Linked DNA regions of Homo sapiens: region 2 is linked to region 1. The links are chromatin contacts, found by Hi-C or POLR2A ChIA-PET in ENCODE. All regions are on one chromosome and are shown on one strand. The core of a region is the stretch at or near the end of the contact, and the rest is flanking DNA. Distances in the headings are between cores, read along the strand shown. Region 1 holds the start of FBXO17 (F-box protein 17). Region 2 holds the start of SYCN (syncollin).

Region 1 (2,853 bases), core at 162-2,661:
GCGTTCCTGTAATCCCAGCTACTCGGGAGGCTGAGGCACAAGAATTGCTTGAGCCCGGGAGGTGGAGCTTGCAGTGAGCCAAGATCTAGCCACTGCACTCCAGCCTGGGCAACAGAGCGAGACTCCGTCTCAAAAAACTAAAATAAAATAAATAAACCCCCCAAAATCCGGAATGCAAAACAAACCTAGGCCTACGCCTTTCACATAAGGAACTGCGTGTGGATCTGTGCTAAAAACTCTACCAATAATACAGTAATTTTACAACCCACAGCAGAAAATGCTTTCAAAGGCGGTTGTTACAAATAATGTAATAGTAGTCAAATTAGCGTTGGCTCTGAGTCCAGCACTGTGCTCCGCGCTGCACACGCAGTCTCACGCCGTCCTCACGATGGCGCTGTGGGGCCTGGCTGAGGTTTCTAGGGGAAGGGGCTTTAGGGAATCCAGGCTCTCTGGCTGTGTGACCCCTCCAAGCTAGCGACTTGGACTACGTGCAACAGACCAGGTATCTCTGGACTTCAGTTTCTCGGGAGAGGCGTCCATGAGGAGGTCATGCATACAAAGCATTTAGCACAGTGGCAGATATGAGCCAGTGGGCCTGGAGAATGATTTACCAGCGTGGGGGAGGCCTGGCTTCCAGAAAACTAGCTCTGGGGTGTCTGAGATCAGTCACCTTGAGGTCCCTGGTGCAATCTAGGGCCATCAGAAGGGACTGCAAAGACCCAAGGGCAGAGGTAAAGGGAGAAAATGGGTCGCGGCCCCAGCCTGACCGAAACTGAACCTCCGGATTAATTCAGTTGTCTATAGCTGGGGGGATGGGGAGGACAGGGGAGTCCTAAGGTGGAAGGGTACAGGTTTGTCATTGCCACAGAGAGTGCGTGTGGTGAAGGGATTTAATTTAAGATCAGCCCCGGGCTTCTGAGAATCTGGCCCTGGGAAGCAACGTAAATACAAGAAAATCCCTGTGGCCAGGGACTTTGATCCAAGTGTTTCGAATCAGGCCCTGGGTCGGGCTCACAGCTAAGCGGTTTACCAACCGTGGACCTGTGCAGGATCCCATGGATGTGAGGGGTGGAGACGGCCGCAAGCAGGAGGCCAGGACCAGAAGGAAACGGAATTTGGGTGGGGGTGGGGAGCTAGGACCAGTCCCCCCGCGGGGGCGTCTTGGGGATGTGGAACTCGCACACCCAGAGGAGGTGGCTCTCCCAGGGGTGGGCCCCGGATCCTAGGGGCGCGGGGCTGGCCCCGCTCCCCGCTGGCCTCGCGGCAACTGGGCCTCCCCCTCGCTGCACGCAGCCCTCCAAGCTCCCCCGCCCGCCCGCCCTCGCTCCCGCTGGGCCCCGCAGCCGGAGGAGGGGCGGCCTCCCGCCCCCGCCCGCTGGATCTCAGAGTCGCCGCCCCCGGCGCCGGGCTGCAGCCGCCACGCCCCGGGAGAGGACCGACCGCCCAGACCGCCGGTCCCGGGGCCCCCTGGGCCACGCCGATCACGGGGAGCCCCTCGACTGCCTCCCAGAACAAAGTGGGAAAGGGAAGCTTAGCCCGCCGCTGCCGCCTCCGAGCAGCCCGCCAGGTGAGCGCCGGGACAGGTAGGGGACCCAGGTCGGGACCCAAGCGTCAGTCCCGTTCTCGCCCACAGCTGGGGCGCCCCGGGAAGGATTCCCGCGCCAGGCCCTGCCCGGAGGGGCGGGTCCCTGGGAGTCCCATAACCCGCAGCGTCGCTTTCCCGGGCCCTCCCTCGGCCTGAGGCTCCTTTAAACCCAAAGTTATACAAATGCACGTTAGAAAGCCCTAAATCTGGAAGGGCTTTGCTTTGAACGTGGGTGTTCGAACGCCCAGGCCTCTCCATCCCTGCGCTCGTCCGCGGAGGCCACCATCCAAAACCCCTGCCAAACGCTGCAAACCAACACGTGGGCGCAACAGCCCGGGGAAGGCCAGGCCGCTTTTTACCGTTGCTGGATTTTCTGTCTTCTGGCCGTCAGTCCCTTCGCAGAATCTGTGAATCAGAAGCCTTGGAGGGCGGTTTCTCGATTTAGCAACTTGGGCACATTATGTGTTTCGCTGCGGCCCCAACCCTCAATTTAAATTTTGTTCTGCCAAGTTACTTTTGCAATGTTCAGTGATATGTTCGAAAGCTCTGTATACTGCCTCTTCAACTTTAGACAGCGTCTATTTACTCCATATTTTGAAAGACAAATATTATGGGAGTCTAGTTGTAAAATAAATAATACTTCTTTAAAAATGTTCCAGTAATACACGACACTCAGACACGTAGGACAGGACAGAGCTTTGCATGGAAAACAACACGCCTTTAAACAACAACCTCTCCCTCACCACCGCCCCCAACCCCTGTCGGCCAAATACATTTTTTTGTTAACTACATTACTTTTCAAAAATGGCAAGAAGTAACTCGTGATCGCTGGTGCCTCGTTTTTAACTTTTTCCACTTTTTATTCCTCTGGTATCTATTTCCAAATCTTTACAGCATATTTTTGGATTGTTATTTCTTATTTCATCAACTTTTAGACAACGCGTCCATGGATCCCTTGCTAAAAATAGGAGACAACTTTGATCATCTCCGTGGTTTTCCTCCTCCCTATATAATCACCTCCCTGTATAGTCAGGACATTACTTTCGGCTTCTCTATTGGCTACTTTTCTAACATAAAATAATTTTTTTAACTTGTATTTATTGTTCCATTAAATATACCTAGTATCTGTTGACTCTCTTTTTGTAAGGCTTGGCTAAGGAGCTTCTTTTTAAAAAATATATTTTTAGGCCGGGCGTGCGCGGTGGCTCACGCTTGTAATCCCAGCACTCTGGGAGGCCGAGGCGGGCGGATCACCTGAGGTCAGGAAT
Region 2 (2,853 bases), core at 197-2,696, 230 kb before region 1:
TTACAGTTTTATACAGCTCAAAATCTATAAAACAAGATTGAAGTTTTATAGATTGAAGATTTCCAACCTTAGTTAAGAAAGTCTCCTGGCTCCTGGGGTGGGAGTTGCAGGCTGTTCCCTCCCTCTCCCTCTCCTAGGCCTGTCCTTAGCATGTGGGAGGGAGGAGTGCATTTCTTGTCAATTTGTATGCACTCTTTTTTTTTGACGCGATCTCGGCTCACTGCAACTTCCACCTTCTGGGTTCAAGTGATTCTCATCCCTCAGCCTCCCGAGTAGCTGGGACTACAGGCATGTGCCACCACGCCTGGCTAATTTTTGTACTTTAAGTAGAGACGGGGTTTCATCATGTTGGCCAGGCTGGTCTCGAACTCCTGGCCTCAAATGATCCACCTGCCTCAGTCTCCCAAAGTATTGTGATTACAGGCGTGAGTCACCGCGCCCAACCTGTGTGCACTCTTTATATATTATAGCTTGCAATGCTATGCTTTTGAAATGTTGCAAATATCTCCTCAAGCCTTTGTACACTGTCTTGCAAAAGGTTTTTAACGTGTTATGCAAATACTGCTATCTTGTACTTCACAGATTCTGGATTGCCAGCCTTGGTTGGGAAGATTGCCCAGTCTGAGCCTGGTGGGGGTGGGGGGTGGGGCGTTGGGCTCCTCCCCATCTCCTTCTCTACCTGCCCCCCCCCGCCCCACCACGAGGGCCTCTATCCTTATCTCCAGCTTCTCCTTTCCCAAGGTCCTGCCTCCCAGGGAGGGAGCCTGCCCAGCCAGGAGGCCCCAGCCTCCCACTCCTGCCTCCCCCTCCCAGTCTTTCCTTATTTAGAATAAGGGTTGTTCCATTCCTTATCTTTTTTTTCCTGTCTTTGTTGCCCAGGCTGGAGTGCAGTGAAACGATCTCGGCTCACTGCAGCCTCGAACTCCCGGGCTCAAGCGATCCTTCCGCCTCTGCTTTGTGAGTAGATGGGACTACAGGCCATGCCACCACGCTGAGCTAATTTTATTTTTCAGTAGGGATGGGATCTTGCTATGTTGCCCAGACTGGTCTCAAACTCCTGGGCCCAAGCGATCCACCCGTCTAGGCCTCCCAAAGTGCTGGGATTACAGGCGTGAGCAACCAGCAAGCCCCTTGTCAATTTTTAAGAGCTCTTCCCATTTCTGTCTATTAACCTATGCCACCCTCTGTGTTGCAAATGACTCCTCCTCAAGTTCTGTCTATTGTCTCTCTTTATAATGTTGTTGGTCACCTAACATCTTAAGGTGCTAAGTTGTATACACAGCGTCCACCTTGTACTCAGGGTTGTGGGCTTCCGACCTAGGTTAGGCAGGTCTCCCGGCTCCTGAGGGAGGGGCGCCCTCCCCTTCCCTCGATGAGTCCTTATCTCGCAGCTTGTCCCTTCCCACGGGTCGGGCGCATAAAAGCGCGCGGGGCTGCGGCAGGGCACTGCCACCATGTCCCCGCTGCGCCCGCTGCTGCTGGCCCTGGCCCTTGCCTCCGTGCCTTGCGCCCAGGGCGCCTGCCCCGCCTCCGCCGACCTCAAGCACTCGGACGGGACGCGCACTTGCGCCAAGCTCTATGACAAGAGCGACCCCTACTATGAGAACTGCTGCGGGGGCGCCGAGCTGTCGCTGGAGTCGGGCGCAGACCTGCCCTACCTGCCCTCCAACTGGGCCAACACCGCCTCCTCACTTGTGGTGGCCCCGCGCTGCGAGCTCACCGTGTGGTCCCGGCAAGGCAAGGCGGGCAAGACGCACAAGTTCTCTGCCGGCACCTACCCGCGCCTGGAGGAGTACCGCCGGGGCATCTTAGGAGACTGGTCCAACGCTATCTCCGCGCTCTACTGCAGGTGCCCGGCCGCCCAAAGCTCCGAGCCCACCCCAGGCCCAGGCCCCAGCTCCGCATAAGCCCCCACACCCACCACCCAAGCCCCGAGGCTGCTCCACACCCCTGAGCTCCCGACTGTAACAGGGAGCACCAGGCCTCCCTAGAACCAGTCCTGGAGGCCCCCATCTCAGAGTCCTCACCCAAACCAGGTCCTCCTTCTCCTCACCCCCAGCACCCGGTCCCCACTCCACCTGCAGCCCAGGCCCCTGGGACGGAGATTTCCGCCCCAGCTCTGAGATTCAGAGCCAACCCTCCACCTTCTGGAATCTTCCGCCTACCCACCCGCCCACAGCTGTACTTCCCAGAGAGGGCTGGCTAATTCTGGGGACTGAGAGCTCCTAGACCCCCTCACCCTGGAGTCCCCAGAACCAAAGCCAGCCCCCACTCCCCAGATCATCACATCTCAAAGCTCCCAGACTCCAAAACTAACCCAGACCTCAAGACTCCAGACTCGATTATAGGAACACCCAGTGTAGCCTTCATGCTCTCCACTCCCCTAGACCCTCCAGACCAGCCTCAGCCCTAAAATCAGTCCCACAGCCCACCCCCAAGACCCAACCCTGGAGGTCCCTGAGGCCACCTTGCACTCACAGACCTGGGACCTAGATCCAGCGGTGACACCCTCCCAAACCCTCCCCAGCCACTCCTGTCCCCCAAGAGCTCCAAGGAGCCCCCAGCTCCAAACTCCCAGGCTAGGATCCCTGGTTCCTGAACTTGGAGCCTCAGACCCAGACTCCCCAGCCCCCACCCAGTCTCAGGCTTCTAGAACTCACCAGACTCTGGGTCTCTGAGAGCCCCTGGAAGGAATTCTTGATTACATTTCAGGTGCAGCTGATGCATTGCTGGTCTCTCATCTGCAGCTTCCACAGAGTGCCAAGCCCCTCACTCAGCCCATCCCTGGGCTCTGCTCCGGGGCCCCAAGACCCAGGAGGAGGAGCGTTCTGCCTGCCCCCTCCCACCTCCCCT

What was found. A loop is a pair of places that touch in the nucleus more often than their neighbours do. ChIA-PET counts read pairs that join two places held with the same protein, here RNA polymerase II (POLR2A). Pooled maps may share reads with other maps.
Region 2: POLR2A ChIA-PET joins it to region 1 with 5 read pairs in Panc1. The contact joins the promoter of SYCN here to the promoter of FBXO17 in region 1. A Hi-C loop is called at or near these places in 1 of 168 maps with a recorded cell type or tissue (K562), 1 of 37 single-sample maps with no recorded cell type and 3 of 50 pooled maps. POLR2A ChIA-PET finds 5 or more read pairs at or near these places in 5 of 52 experiments (Caco-2, H1, HEK293 and 2 more).

What each region holds. Positions count from the first base shown.
Region 1 is chr19:38,974,300-38,977,152 of GRCh38, reverse strand. FBXO17 (F-box protein 17) reads left to right here and starts at 1,411. Exons shown (of 6, transcript NM_024907.7): 1 at 1,411-1,567.
Region 2 is chr19:39,202,856-39,205,708 of GRCh38, reverse strand. It overlaps SYCN (syncollin), which reads left to right and starts at 1,446. Exons shown (of 2, transcript NM_001080468.4): 1 at 1,446-1,849; 2 at 2,713-2,853. The coding sequence starts at 1,455. The coding sequence ends at 2,722.